2 separate regions of the Homo sapiens genome follow, and region 1 is linked to region 2. A link is a loop called in an ENCODE intact Hi-C map of the cell type or tissue named here. Cell type or tissue: breast epithelium. All regions are shown on one strand. Links, peaks and the distances in the headings refer to the core of each region. The heading gives the core; the rest is flanking DNA.

The links. Hi-C counts contacts between places; a loop is a spot of excess contacts. Peaks named below come from ENCODE experiments on the same cell type or tissue, not always from the same donor. Only the 100,000 strongest peaks of a DNase experiment are listed, where the experiment ranks them.
Region 1: it touches region 2 in a loop (13-fold over the local background); 1 of 110 quality-filtered maps calls a loop at or near these places.

The regions. Positions count from the first base shown.
Region 1 is chr5:31,925,073-31,932,545 of GRCh38, forward strand. All of the region lies in intron 2 of PDZD2 (PDZ domain containing 2), which reads left to right. Among named protein-coding and RNA genes, the nearest start is that of MIR4279, 7.4 kb to the right of the region's middle. In breast epithelium, for the core only: a CTCF peak has its summit at 4,360 (motif pointing right); a DNase peak (open chromatin) is centred at 4,348.
Region 2 is chr5:32,213,942-32,221,414 of GRCh38, forward strand. No RefSeq gene overlaps it. Among named protein-coding and RNA genes, the nearest start is that of GOLPH3, 43 kb to the left of the region's middle. In breast epithelium, for the core only: no CTCF peak of the experiment used is centred there; a DNase peak (open chromatin) is centred at 4,220; H3K27ac peaks cover 546 bases.

The DNA.
Region 1 (7,473 bases), core at 1,675-6,674, 290 kb before region 2:
AACAGTTATCTATGTCCTGCAATGACCGGCAGGAGGGCCTAAGGGGCTAAGGAGGCACAAATGCCTTTAAGTGAGGCCATGGAAAGTCATCCTAAGTAAAAAGAACAAAGTCAGAAGCATCACATTACCTGCCTTCAGACTATACATAAGTCTATAATAACTAAAACAGCACGGTACTGGTACGAAAACAGGCACACAAACCAATGGAACAAAATAGAGAACCCAGAAATAAAGCCACACATCTATAGCCGTCTGATCTTCCACAAAGTTAACAAAAAAAAAATGAGGAAAGGACTGTCTGTTTAATAAATGGTGCTGGGATATCTGGTTAGCCATATGCAGAAGAATGAAACTGGACCCCTACCTTTTACCATCTTCAAAAATTAACTCATCATGGACTAAAGATTTAAATGTAAGACCTCAAACAGTAAGAATCCTAGAAGAAAACCTAGGAAACATCATTCTGGACATCGGCCTTGGAAAAGAATTGATGGCTAAGTCCTCAAAAGCAGACACAACAAAAACAAAAATTGACAAGTAAGACCTAAGTAAAGAGCTTTTGCACAGCAAAAGAAATTATCCACAGAGTAAACAGACAACCCACGGAATGGGATAAAATATTTGCAAACTCTGTTTCCAACAAAGGTCTAATACTAGAATCTATAAGAAACTTAAACTAGCCAACAAGCAAAAAAAAAAAAGATAACCCATTTACAAAGTGGGCCAAAGACAGGAAAAGACATTTCTCAGGGAAGACATACAAGTGGCCAGCAAACATGAAAAAATGCTCAACATTGCTTATCACCAGAAAAGTGCAAATTAAAACCACCATGAGATACCATCTCACACCAATGGCAGTTATTTATGAAGTCAAGTGCCTCATGCCTATAATCCTAGCATTTTTTGGAGGCTGAGGTGGGAGGATCATTTGAGGCCAAGAGTTCAAGACCAGCCTAGGAAACGCATAGCAAGACCCTGTCTCGACAGAAAGTAAAAAAAATTAGCCAGGCATAGTGGCATGTTCCTATAATCCAGCTACTTAGGAAGCTGTGGCAGGGGATCCCTTGAGCCCAGGAGTTTGAAGCTGAAGAGAGCTATGATTGTGCCACTGTGCCCCAGCCTGGGCAACGGAGCAAGACCCTGTCACTTAAAAAAAAAAAAAAATTAAAAGCCAGGCCAGGCATGATGGCTCACGCCTGTAATCCCAGCACTTTGGAAGGCTGAGGCGGGCGGATCACCTGAGGTCAGGAGTTCGAGACCAGCGGCCAACATGGCAAAACCCCATCTCTACTAAAAATACAAAATTAGCCAGGCGTGGTGGTGCAAGCCTGTACTCCCGGCTACTCCAGAGGCTGAGGCAGGAGAATTGCTTGGACCCGGGAGGCAGGGGTTGCAGTGAGCCGAGATGGCACCACTGCACTCCAGCCTGGGCAACAAGGTAGAAACTGCATCTGAAAAAAAAAAAAAAAAAAAGAAAATTAAAAGCTAAAAAATAACAGACGCTGGGGAGGCTTTGGAGAAAAGTGAATGCTTATACACTGTTGGTGTGAATGTAAGTTAGTTTGACCACTGTGGAAAGCTGTTTGGAGATTTCTCAAAGAACTTAAAACAGAACTACCATTCAACCCAGCAATTCTATACTAGGTATATACCTGAAAGAAAACAAATCATCCTGTCAAAAAGACACATGCACTTGTATGTTCATCTCAGCACTAGTCACAATGGCAAAGCCATGGAATGAACCTATGTGCCCATTAATGCTAGATTGGATAAACAAAGTGTGATATATATATACACCATGAAATACGACACAGTCATAAAAAAAATGAAATCATGTCTTTTGCAGCAACATGGACGCGGCTGGAGGCCATCATCCTAAGCAAATTAACACAGGAACAGAAAACTAAATACCGCATATTATTCTCACAAGTGGGAGCTAAACATTGGGTATTCATAGACATAAATATGGCAACAATAGATGCTGGAGACTACTAGAGGGGGTCAGGGCCCAGGGTTGAAAAACGTAACTATTGGGTACCATGCTTAGTACCTGGGTGACAGGATCAGTTGTACTCTATACCTCAGCATCATACAATATACCCAGGTAACCAACCGGCATATATACCCCTGGATCTAAAACAAAAGTAGAAATTTTAAAAAATTAAATGTAAAATAATAAAACATAGTACCATGTTGCATCATGGGAGAGAAAAAAAGTGAGGGCAGGGCTGGTCCAGCTCTTTCTGGTAGAATGTGTCTGATTGTTTGGTAGTCATAAAAACCTTCTGCTACTTTCTTTTTTGGGTGTTTTTTTGTTTGTTTGTTTGTTTGAGACAGTGTCTCACTCTGTCACCCAGGCTGGAGTGCAGTGGCACTATCTCGCTCACTGCAGCCTTCGCCTCCCAGGCTCAAGTGATTCTCCTGCTTCAGCCTCCCGAGTAGCTGGGATTACAGGTGCCTGCTACCACACCCAGCTAATTTTTGTATTTTTTAGTAGAGACGGGGTTTCACCATGTTGGCCAGGCTGGTCTTAAACTCCTGAGCTCAGGTGGTCCACCTGCCTTAGCCTCCCAAAGTGCTGGGATTACAAGCATGATCCACCGCACCTGGCCTCCTGCTACTTTGAAGTTAGACTCTCCTTGCCCGAAGTGACTGGCCCTTTTCCATCTAGCTCCAGAAGATCTATGCTTATCTTTTTCAATGGACCTAATAGTCATTAATGGACCTTGATTCTATAAACTAGCCAGAGGTGACCCATGGGCCTAAGAGATGTGTGTCCTTGTCTAGGACCCAAGTCACTGGGCCACACCGACATGCACTTGCTCTCCAGCTATACCCCCATTTCACAGGGTGACTCATTGCCTTCCTCCATCTTCACCAAGATGGCTCCTTCTTGAAGAAAACCAGGCCATTTCAGTATGCCTACCCTCACTGAGAATATGTAAGGAGGAAAGAACAGGTCTCTGCCTGAGGGATGGGGACTGAGTTAGGATGAGCTGGGACTTCTCTGCACACAAATGGAAGTTTAAACTGAGATGGCCCTCTGCTGAAGGGGAGTGCAAATCAGACAGCCAAGGAGAGTGCTTGAGTATTTCACAAAGTCTTCAAAGCACTGCTTCCCTAAATATTAAAATATTTCACTATAAAAAGATGGGGTGGGAACCATTTGATAAAGTAAGATTTGGTCACACCAGTTAAAGGAATAGCTAGTAAACACTTCTGCTGACCTCAGGTGATCCACCTGCCTTGGCCTCTCAAGGTGCTGGTAAATACTTCTCAAACCCATTTGACCACAGAGTTAAGGAGCATTCTTTCATAGAGCATCTCCTTCTTTCATAGAGCATTTCCCAAAATATAGAATGTATTTTTGGAAAAACTAGATTAAGGTCATTAGAAAAATTACAAAGAATTTTTTTTTTTTGAGTCAGAGTCTTGCTCTGTCATCCAGGCTGGAGTGCAATGGCTCGATCTTGGCTCACTGCAACCTCCGCCTCCCAGGTTCAAGGGGTTCTCCTGCCTCAGCCTCCTGAGTAGCTGGGATTACAGGCATGTGCCACCACACCTGGCTAATTTTTGTATTTTTAGTAGAGATGGGGTTTCACCATGTTGGCCAAGCTGGTCTTGAACTCCTGACCCCAGATGATCCACCTCGACTTCCCAAAGTGTTGGGATTACAGGCCTGAGCCACGATGCCGGGCCAAGAAAAGAACCCTTGAAAAGAAAATTCAGAAGCACAGGAAAACTTTATCAAGGATCTGAGTTGAGAGTTTTGCCCTATGTTTCCATTTACTTACCAGAACTTAGGAGTATGCTGGACTCTGAAAGGAGATATAAGAGGGAATATTAAGGATCTAAGTTGAGAGTTTTGCCCTATTTTTCCATTTACTTACTAGAACTTAGGAGTATGCTGGGCTCTGAAAGGAGATTTAAGAGGGAACTTTTCAATGAATATTGATCCATACTTGCAATGAAATAAGTACCAGAAACAAACTGTCCCCCACCCTTGCTTGGGAGCCTCGTAGAAGCTGTGACCCATCCACCTGCTGCATGGCTGTGCTCAGCGTCGTGGAGTTTTGAATCTGAATGCTTTAGAAAGGGCATGTTGGCTCCAGACTCAGCGTCTGCTGTTGATTTTGTCCAACCTGCTTCTCTGATTCATTTAATTTTCTGCCCCCTGTCAGCATTTATGCTTGCAGCCCATAGAATGAAAGCAATCATGGTAATAATAAATGCAGTATAACCTTCTAAGAACCTGTGTCATGCTGTGTGCTACAGATCATTCTTTGTGGGAGGACTGTCTTGCATACCATCAAATGTTTAGCTGCATCTCTGGCCTCTGCCACTAGATGCCAGCAGCAATGCCCCACCCATCCTAGTTGTGACAGTTTAAAATATCTGCGGACAGTGCTAAATGTCTCCTGTGGGGCAATATCTTCCCCAGTTGAGAACCACTGGCATATGTGAAAGCACAGATACATGAAAAAGAGCAGTGGAAGGCCAGGCGCAGTGGCTCACGCCTGTAATCCCAGCACTTTGGGAGGCTGAGGCGGGTGGATCACCTGAGGTCGGGAGTTTGAAACCAGCCTGGCCAACACAGTGAAACCCCGTCTCTACAGAAAATACAGAAAAATCAGCCGGGTGTGGTGCTGGACATGTGTAATCCCAGCTACTCGGGAGGCTGAAAAAAAAAAGCAGCGGCTAGCATGACTATCTGTGGGTTTCATGATGCAGGCATTGATATAGTTTGCATGTTTGTCCCCTCCAAGTCTCCTGTTGAAATGGGATTTCCAACGCTGGGGGCTGGGGCCTGGTAGGAGGTGACTGGATCATGGGGGAGGATCCCCCGTGAATGGCTGAGCTCCAACCCTTTGGTGATAAGTGAGTTCTTGCTTAGTTAATGCGAGGTCAGGTTGTGCAAAGGTCTGGGACCTCTCCCCTCTAGCTCTCCTCGTGCCATGTGAAGTGCCTGCTTCTGCTCCCTTTTTGCCTTCTGCCACGAGTGAAAGCATTCTGAGGCCTCCCGAGAAGCCAGGCAGGTACAGGTACCATGCTTCCTGTACAACCTGCAGAACAGTGTGCCAGTTAAACCTCTTTTCTTTGTACATTACCCAGTCTCAGGTATTCTTTTTTTTTTTTTTTTTTTTTTTTTTTTGGAGACAGTCTCGCTCTGTCGCCCAGGCTGGGGTGCAGTGGCATGATCTCCGCTTACTGCAAGCTCTGCCTCCCGGGTTCACGCCATTCTCCTGCCTCAGTCTCCCAAGTAGCTGGGACTACACCACGCCCGGCTAATTTTTTTGTATTTTTAGTAGAGTTTCATGGGGTTTCACCATGTTAGCCAGGATGGTCTCGATCTCCTGACCTCGTGATCCGCCCGCCTCGGCCTCCCAAAGTGCTGGGATTACAGGCGTGAGCCACCGCGTCCGGCCAGGTATTTCCCTATAGTGACACAAAAGCCTGAATAACACAGGAATAGATGAAGAATGGTCTCAAATACGCATCAAGGTGTTTAGGCGTTATCCTTTGGACAACGAGAAATTATTTGAGTGTTTCAAGCAGATGTTATGTATTTGCCACTGGATACCTCTGTGTGCAGGATATACTTTAGGGGTAGACAACTGAGGAGGTGAGAGTAGTCTAGAGTCAAGGCCCTAAGGTGTGACTCAGTACAGCAGAAGGGGACCTCAAACTTGGCATGCCCTAAAAAACCCACTATGCGACCAGACGCGGTGGCTCAGGCCTGTAATCCCAGTACTTTGGGAGGCCAAGGCTAGTGGATCACTTGAGGTCAGGAGTGAGAGAGACTGAAGAAGTGGAGTTGACAGGACCTACCAGCAAGGGTGGAGGGGAGAGAGGAGCCAAGGGCGACTCAGTTGTGCTTCAGTGACAGGGAACTCATTGGCATGAGTTGGAAGAGGAGATACAGGAGGGGGAACCTGTCTGAGGGAGAGCATAATGGGATTGTTTATTTGAGGCAGGGTCTCACTCTTTTGCCCAGGCTGGGGTATAGTGGCGCGATCTCAGCTCACTGCAACCTCTGCCTCCTGGGTTCAAGCAATTCTCCTGTCTCAGCCTCTTGAGTAGCTGGGATTACAGGCACGTACCACCACACCTGGCTAATTTTTGTATTTTTAGTAGAGATGGGGTTTCACCATGTTGGCCAGGCTGGTTTCGAACGCCTGACATCAAGTGATCCACCTGCCTCAGCCTCCTGAGTAGCTGGGATGACAGGCGTACACCACTATGCCTGGCTAATTTTTGTATTTTTAGTAGAGACGGGGTTTCACCATGTTGGCCAGACTGGTTTCGAACTCCTGACATCAAGTGATCCACCTGCCTTGACCTCCCAAAGTACTGGAATTACAGGCGTGAGGCGCTGTGCCTGGCCGCATAGTAGATTTTTTAGGGCAGGCTGAGTTTGAGGTGGCTGCAGGACACCCAGCTGCAGCTGGGCAGGAGTTGAGGGTCTGAGCTCAGAAGAGAGATGGAGATTGAGGAGCTGGTGGCTCTTACTTGGTTGCTGTAGCTATGGAAGTAGATGGGATAATCCAGGTGACAGGAGGGAGGAACGAAGAAGCTGGTACCCCTCCAAGGCCCACCCTGGCCTGGCAGGAGGAATGAGACTGAAAAGGGGGCCAGAGAGCTGGAGGCAGCTCTGTCCACTAGAGGCTTATGGCTCATGGGACAGATTTGACAGCTAAGAAACAGATCTGTATACAATGAAGGCCCCAGAGCATGATGGTGTCAGTGTATGCTGCCGGCGTTGTGTGAGTTGAGGGTGTGTGAACTCCAGGAGGGCTGGATGGGAGGGGAGGGGTGGGCCACAGCCGCACGGAGCTTTCTCAGGTGTGATTCTGAACCCTTTCCATTAATGGCAGAAGTTGGAAGGGAGCTGCCTCCCCAAATTTGCAGGCCAAGGTCCTCCCCGCTTGCACAATTGGCAGGGTGTTCCCCATCAGTGCTGACATTATCATCTCCCATCAAGGGGCAGGAAAACAAACCTTGTTTGCTTTCATAACTTTCTGTGTGTGATTTTTGACTGGGGGATGGGAAAAGGGGAGAAGGAAATGTTAGTGCTTCCTGTTGTTTTTAAGACCATTTATGAATTGCATTTTATGGTCTTTTCATTTTGTGACATCAAGCATATGAAGCATGATAGCCATAGAACTGGCCAATGAGAAAATGTAAAGAAAACCAAACCGGGTGCAGTGGCTCATGCCTGTAATCCTTGTACTTTAGGAGGCCGAGGCAGGCAGATCACCTGAGGTCAGGAGTTCGAGACCAGCCTGGCCAACATGGTGAAACTCCGTCTCTACTAAAAATACAAAAATTAGCTAGGCGTGGTGGCGTGTGCCTGTAATCCCAGGTACCCGGGAGGCTGAGGCAGGAGAATCGCTGGAACCCAGGAGGCGGAGGCTGCAGTGAGCCAAGATTGCACCACTGCACTCCAGCCTGGGCGACAGAGCAAGACTCTGC
Region 2 (7,473 bases), core at 1,149-6,148:
ATCATTGTTTTGCCATGGGGTAACTAGACATGACTGGCAGTTTATATAAATAACCCATAATTAGTCCACTTCAGTACAAACCAAATAATCAGTTTCTCTCTTTTCTTTTTGTGAATTTTCCTGGGTCATATTGACAATTTTTCCTAATACTACACACTGTTTCATCTTTGTCTTTTTCATGCATGCTTCATTGACACATATAAAATTAAATGTCTGCATCTTGAAGGTCCCAACAGTTAGTTCTTTGGTTCCCAAATCTTTTGTTTGTTTATTATTGTTATTATTTTACTTTAAGTTCTGGGATATATGTGCAGAATGTGCAGGTTTGTTACATAGGTACACATGTGCCATGGTGGTTTGCTGCACCTAACAACCCATCATCTAGGTTTTAAGCCCCGCATGTATTAGGTATTTGTCCTAATGCTCTTCCTCCCGTTGCCCCCAACCTCCAACAGGCCCCAGTGTATGATGTTCCCCTCCCTGTGTCCATGTGTTCTCATTGTTCAACTCCCACTTATGAGTGAGAACATGACATGGTATTTGGTTTTCTGTTCCTGTGTTAGTTTTTTGAGAATTATGGTTTCCAGCTTTATCCAAGTCTCTGCAAAGGAGATGATCTCATTCTTTTTCATGGCTGCATAGTATTCCATGGTGTATATGTGCCACATTTTCTTTATCCAGTCTATCATGATAGGCATTTGGGTTAGTTCTAAGTCTTTGCTATTATAAATAGTGCTGCAATAAACTAGATACAATATTTATAATAAAACTAGTATTATGTTAATATAAAAGTTGAGATAAAGTACAAGGTCAAAGCCAAGGTCTGATTACATTGCTTTACCATGAGACCCCCTTCACTTCCCTGAAAACTGATGCTGAACAATGCACCATAGCTTCTATCCTTGGGTTCCTTTCTCAAGCTTTTTCTAATCATTGCTTTTCTTATGTGGAAGCAGGCAGGGGCCTAGTGATGAAGGGTCCTATTAGGCTGGGACCTGAGGGGCTGAGGAGTCACATTTATCCTAAGGGCAACTAGAGGCCTTAAAGAATTGTATGTAAGTGGCATGATCTGGTTGGCATTTTAGAAAGATTCTGGCTGCAAAGTGGGGCTCAGATTGGAGAGAAACAGGAAGGATGCAATCAGAGAAGTTGATAGAGGAGTCCAGGTGACAGCACAGGACGGCAGGGCGCAGGGTGGTGACAGTGGGATGGAGAGAAGTGGAAGGACTCAAGACAGGCAGCAGGTGGACTCAGTGGACCTTGGGGGTCAATTAGGGCTAGGGAGTGAGGGGAAACAAGACATCTAGAATAGTTCCCAGATCTCTAGTTTAGACAACTGAGCAAACGGCACACACATTTTATAAGACACAGAGTTCTGAAGGAGAAGCCAGTTTGGAGAGAATAAAATGAGTTTAATTTTGGATGTGTTGAGTTTGCAGTGCTTTTAGACATTTGAGTCTTGTGATATGGGTCGAAGCAGGAGATGAGATTTGTTGGTCATCTGTGTATAGGCAGGAGGTAAGAATTTAGAGGTCATTTGTGCACACGAGGTAATGAAGGCCACCTCCCCCAGGAAGAGGGTTAAGAGTGAACACAGCCAGGCGGGGTGGCTCACGCCTGTAATCCCAGCACTTTGGGAGGCTGAGGCAGGTGGATCACCTGAGGTTGGGGGGAGTTCAAGACCAGCCTGACCAACATGGAGAAACCCTGTCTCTACTAAAAATACAAAATTAGCTGGGTGTGGTGGCGCATCCCTGTAATCCCAGCTACTTGGGAGGCTGAGGCAAGAGAATCACTTGAACCTGGGGGGCAAAGGTTGCGGTGACCTGAGATGGCACCACTGCACTACAGCCTGGGCAACAAGAGCGAAACTCTGTCTCAAAAAAAAAAAAATAAATAAAGAGTGAACAGAGACCGACGGAGGGCAGGAGAAAGACCATTCTCCCAGGGAGGCCGAGAAGGAGCAGCCAAAGGGACGGAAAGGAAACCAGGAAGTACAAGATCATGGAGATCAGGAGAAGAGAGGCGTTCAAGAAGGCAGTGGCCCACAGAGCTGGCCACAGAGGGAGCCAAGCTGGGTCTGACAGACGTTGACAGGAGCCTTCCCGTGTCTATTCTCTTCTTCCTGGTTTGTCACACTCAGTTCTAATTGACAGAAAAGCTGAGAACTTGTCCTGAACACTGTCCTTTGGGTTTGGTGGCCTGGAGTGGACTGACAAGTGAGTGTGACATGGGGCAGTGAAAACCCAAATGAAGGTGACTGTTTAAGGCACCCCCAGCCCGTGGCCTATTAGGGACTGGGCTGCACAGCAGGAGGTGAGGGGAGGGTGATGGAGCATTACTGCCTGAGCTCCGCCTCCTGTCGGATCAGCAGCAGCATTAGATTCTCTTAGGAGCGGGAACCCTATTGTCAACTGTGCATGCGAGGGATCTAGGTTGCACGCTCCTTATGAGAATCTTAACTAATGATTCTCTGATGATCTGAGGTGGAACAGTTTCATCCTGAAACCATCCAACCCAACCCCTGCTCCTCCTTGGTCTGTGGAAATATTGTCTTCTGAGAAATCAGTCTGTGGTGCCAGAAAGGTTGGGGACCACTGCTTTAAGGAGTTTGGCTGGCCAGGCGCAATGGTGCGTGTCTGTAGTCCCACCTACTCAGGAGGCTGGGAAGATCCCTTGAGCCCAAGAGTTCAAGTACAGCCTGGGCAACATAGCAAGACCCCATCTCTAAAAATAAACACATAAAAATATTATTATTATTATTTTTTGAGATGGAGTTTCACTCTCATTGCCCAGGCTTGAGTGCAGTGACGCAATCTTGGCTCACTGTAACCTCCACCCACTAGGTTCAAGCAATTCTCCTGCCTCAGCCTCCCACGTAGCTGAGATTACAGGCATGCACCACTAAACCTGGCTAATTTTGTATTTTTAGTGGAGACAGGGTTTCACCATGTTGGCCAGGCTGGTCTCGAACTCCGGACCTCAAGTGATCCACCAGCCTCAGCCTCCCAAAGTGCTGGGATTACAGGCATGAGGCACTGCATCTGGCTAGATTATTCTTAAAATAAATAAATAAATAAATAAATAATAAGTCTGTCAGGCTGATAAAGACAGGGAATAGGGGTGGGGAGTGTAGCTTGAAGAGGAAGGTAGGATCCAGGCATTCATTTTGTTTTGAGATAGGCTAGACCAGGGCACATTGAACGGGCGGGGTCTGTAGAGACCAAAGGACTGGGAGACAGAACATAATAGAAAGCAAAAGGTTCCTGAGGGATAATGGAGGGGGGGATTGGGAGGGTGGGGGGCACAGGTATAGGGCCTGGGTGTGGGGAGAAGGAGGCCGAGACTTCCCCCGGAACAGGTGGGACTGCGGGAGAATGGTGGGCCATGGGGCCATGGAGCCTGGACTGGTGCGGAGAGAGGAGCAGGAGACACAGCCTCCCTTGACAGTGCTCGGTTAGATCCGCAGGGCTCGGGAGGAGTTTCTTTCCTATCCTCTTTATTAATAAAACTGCCCTTTTATCTATTTTTTATTGGTTTTTATTTTGGGAGACAGGGTTTTGCTTTGTCCCCCAGGCTGGAGTGCAGTGGTGCGATCTCTGTGCACTGCAGCCTCGATCTCCTGGACTCAAGCAGTCCTCCCACCTCACAGTTCCCGGAGTAGCTGGGACTACAGGCCTGCACCACCACACCCAGCTAATTTTGTTTTTGTTTTTGTAGCGATGGGGGTCCCGCTATGTTGCCTAGGCTGGTCTCGAACTCCTGGCCTTCGTCAATCCTCCCCACTCGGCCTCTCAAAGTGCTGGAATTACAGGCATGAGCCACCATGCCCAGCCCAAACTGCCCTTTTTATCTCTGGTGATGGCTCTATCCACAAATATTAAAGATGATTTTTTATAATAATATAACAAATCTCGAACCTAATGGTTTAAATTCAACCTCCTGAATTAGCTTCTTCAGCATGTATTTACTGAGTGAAAAGTAGACAGCAGGGCTACCACGCCGGGGCAATCACTTCTGTGTCCTACAGTAGGTCCCTAGTTAAAATGAGTATTTGGCCAGCAGCCAAAATGGAAAGAGAGGCCTCAAAGAAACTTGCAGCTGCGGGACAACTTCTCTCTCCCCAGCCTGTCCTTTCTGAGAGCCACGAATACCTTCAACCACCTGATTTAAGTAGAGGAATACCCAAAAAGGCGAGCCGTTGGGGCCTAACCACAGAACTACATCTCTGAACAGAGCAGCCATGGCTGTCGCGCTGGAATTCACGCGTCTAAGCTGCTCTTTGTCTTGACAATTTGGCTTCTTTCTGCTTGAGTCAGTCCAGAATAAGTTCTCCTTGTGCCTAGAACACACTGAGCCCTTATTCCCTGGCATGTGCTATGTTATTACGAAGAAAACCAGCAAGTTTTGAATCTGCTCGCACAGTAGAACTATGCATCAAACTGGTTATGCAAAAGGCAGGGAAGGGTATGTGTTACGTTACATTTTTCTTACCACCTGCCATAAACAGAGGCTGTTTAATTTCTTGGCTTTTCACTCATTTTTTTTAAAAAAATCACGAAACATTTCTTTCCTGAATAGTGTTCTGCAGTGTGAACGATTTTGGGCGGGGGGTGCACATTTGAGAATGTTACTGTACTTCAAAGGCTTGGCAGGACTTCTTGAACTGAGATGAATGGAGAGGTGCTCTGTATATTCAAGGCACTGTGTGGGTTTTTTTTTTTTAATTTTATAAAAACTCCACATTAAGGATTGAATCACATAATCATCTAGTTAGTTTTGCCATTTCCTGTGAGGCAAGGGGCGGTGTGGGTCAAATCTTCAAGAGTTCTGGAAAATCAGCCCCATACCCAGAAGCCCCAAGACAGGATGAAACTCGATTCCCTGGTAGAAATAGGAAGGGCAATTTAGACATGGCCCCCAGGCTTTGCGAATCTAAAAATTATTCCCCTTCGTAAAGGGGAGGCACAGGCAGGACTGGGGAGAAATCAGGCAGTTTCTGTTGAGGTAGGAGGGAGCTGAAAGCATTAGTGAGGAATGGGCTTGAGACAAGACTGTCACAATTCCCTGCACGTGCCCTTTGAGAAGCTATGGAAAAATGCACTAGAGGCTGGGCGCGGGGGCTCACGCCTGTGATCCCAGCCCTTTGGGAGGCCGAGGAGGGGGCTATTGCTTGACCTCAGGAGTTCAAGACCAGCCTGGGCAACATGGTGAAACCCTGTCTCTACCAAAAATACTAAAACGAGCCAGGCGTGCTGGTGCGCGCCTGTAGTCCCAGCTATTCAGGAGGCTGAGGTAGGAGGATCGCTGGAGCCTGGGAAGTTGAGGCTGCAGTGAGCCCTGATTGTACCACTGCAATCCAGCCTGGGTGCCAGAGCAAAAAAATAAATAAAAATAAAAATAAATAAATAAATAAATAAATGTATTAGAACTCCACCTCAATTCAGAGCAATTTCCATGAGACAATGCAGACTGAGAAAAGCAAGATAAAGAGATGTGGTGTAAACAATATCCCAGTCCCACCTCAAATTCATATGTTTAATTTGAACCACATGAAAATGTCATTTTTGTAGTAAAGAGTGGTCAAATGTTGGCAGTGTCGTATTGGTTCAAAATGGTTAAATGTTGGGAATCTAATATATATATATATATATATATTTTTTTTTTTTGGAAGTGGAGTCTCGCTGTGTTGCCCAGGCTGGAGTGCAGTGGTGCAATCCTGGCTCACTGCAACTGAGTAGCTGGGACTGCAGGAAGGCACGCACCACCACGCCTGGCTAATTTTTTTTTTTTTTTTTTGAGACAGAGTCTCACTCTGTCACCCAGGCTGGAGTGCAGTGGCACCATATTGGCTCACTGCAACCTCCGTCTCCTGGGTTCAAGCAATTCTCCTGCTTCAGCCTCCGGAGTAGCTGGGATTAAAGACACCCACCACCACGCCCGGCTAATCTTTTTATATTTTTAGTAGAGACGGGGTTTCACCATGTTGGCCAGGCTGATCTCAAACTCCTGACTTCAGGTTATCCACCCGCCTCAGCCTCCCAAGGTGCTGGGATTACAGACGAGAGCCATTGCGCGCGGCCCCTAATTTTTTTTTATTTTTTATTTTTTGAGACAAGTCTCACTCTGTCGCCCAGGCTGGAGTGCAGTGATGCAATCTCGGCTCACTGCAAGCTCTGCCACCATTCTCCTGCCTCAGCCTCAGCTGGGACTACAGGCGGCTGCCACCACACCCGGCTAATTTTTTTGTATTTTTTAGTAGCGACGGGGTTTCACCGTATTAGGCAGGATGGTCTCGATCTCCTGACCTCGTGATCCGCCCGCCTAGGCCTCCCAAAGTGCTGGGATTACAGGCGTGAGCCACTGTGTACGACCTGTATTTTTTAGTAGAGGTGGGGTTTTGCCATGTTGGCCAGGTTGGTCTCAAACTGCCAACCTCAAGTGATCCACCTGCCTTGGCCTCCCAAAGTGCTGGGATTACAGGCATGAGCCACTGTAATCCCTTTCAAAATAAACAGGTAAGAAACTGTAGCTGCCTCAGAGAAGAAGAGGGAGACTATTACTTAGAATTTGTGGAAACCGAAAATTATCAGCCCCACATTTAAAAATTCTGCCTTGACTGAAAAAATGATAGCCTGTTGACACAATTGCTTTAAAAATACAAGGCCCTGAACTAGCCATGATACTATTTTTTTTTTTGTTTTGAGACGGAATTTTTTTTTTTTTGACAGCTCATTGCCCAGGCTGGAGTGCAGTGGCACGATCTTAGCTCACTGCAACCTCCGCCTCCCAGATTCAAGCGATTCTCCTGTCTCAGCCTCCCAAGTAGCTAGGATTATAGGTACCCACCACCATGCCCGGCTAATTTTTGTATTTTTTGTGGATACAGGGTTTCACCATGTTGGCCAGGTTGGTCTCAAACTCCTGTCCTCAGGTGATCTGCCTGCCTCAGCCTCCCAAAGTGCTGGGATTACAGTTGTGAGCCACCGCGCCTGGCTGTTTTCTTATTTTGATGTACCACCCCCTTGAATGAGCAGCTAAATATTTGGGCATTACTGCATGTTGCAGAGGCCTGGCCCCTGGGTGGGGGATTGTTACACAGTGTGCTTGGCTAGGCTAGACCAAGCCAGCCAGGTGCCTGGCTTGGCGGCTTTGTCAGAGATGCTGTCCCCAAACTGCTGTGGCAGGAAGGCTGTCCATCTCCCAGCAGACCCTATGGACTGCAGTAGGCGGTCCCTTGCCCACATCTCTGGCAGTCCCTGCACACACCAACAGATTCCCAGGAGCAACCCGCCCTCAACTAGTGGGGAGAGGAGTTGTTGTCAGTACCCCAGCTTCCTCACTCTTCTGTGGGACTATTCCAAACATGCTCCACATGGTCTCTCGGGAGTCCCCAGGGGGCTGGCCCCAGTTGCCCACAGTAATCACTCGTTCCTTACTGTATCTGTTATTCTTTGTTTTCCCTTTCTCCGT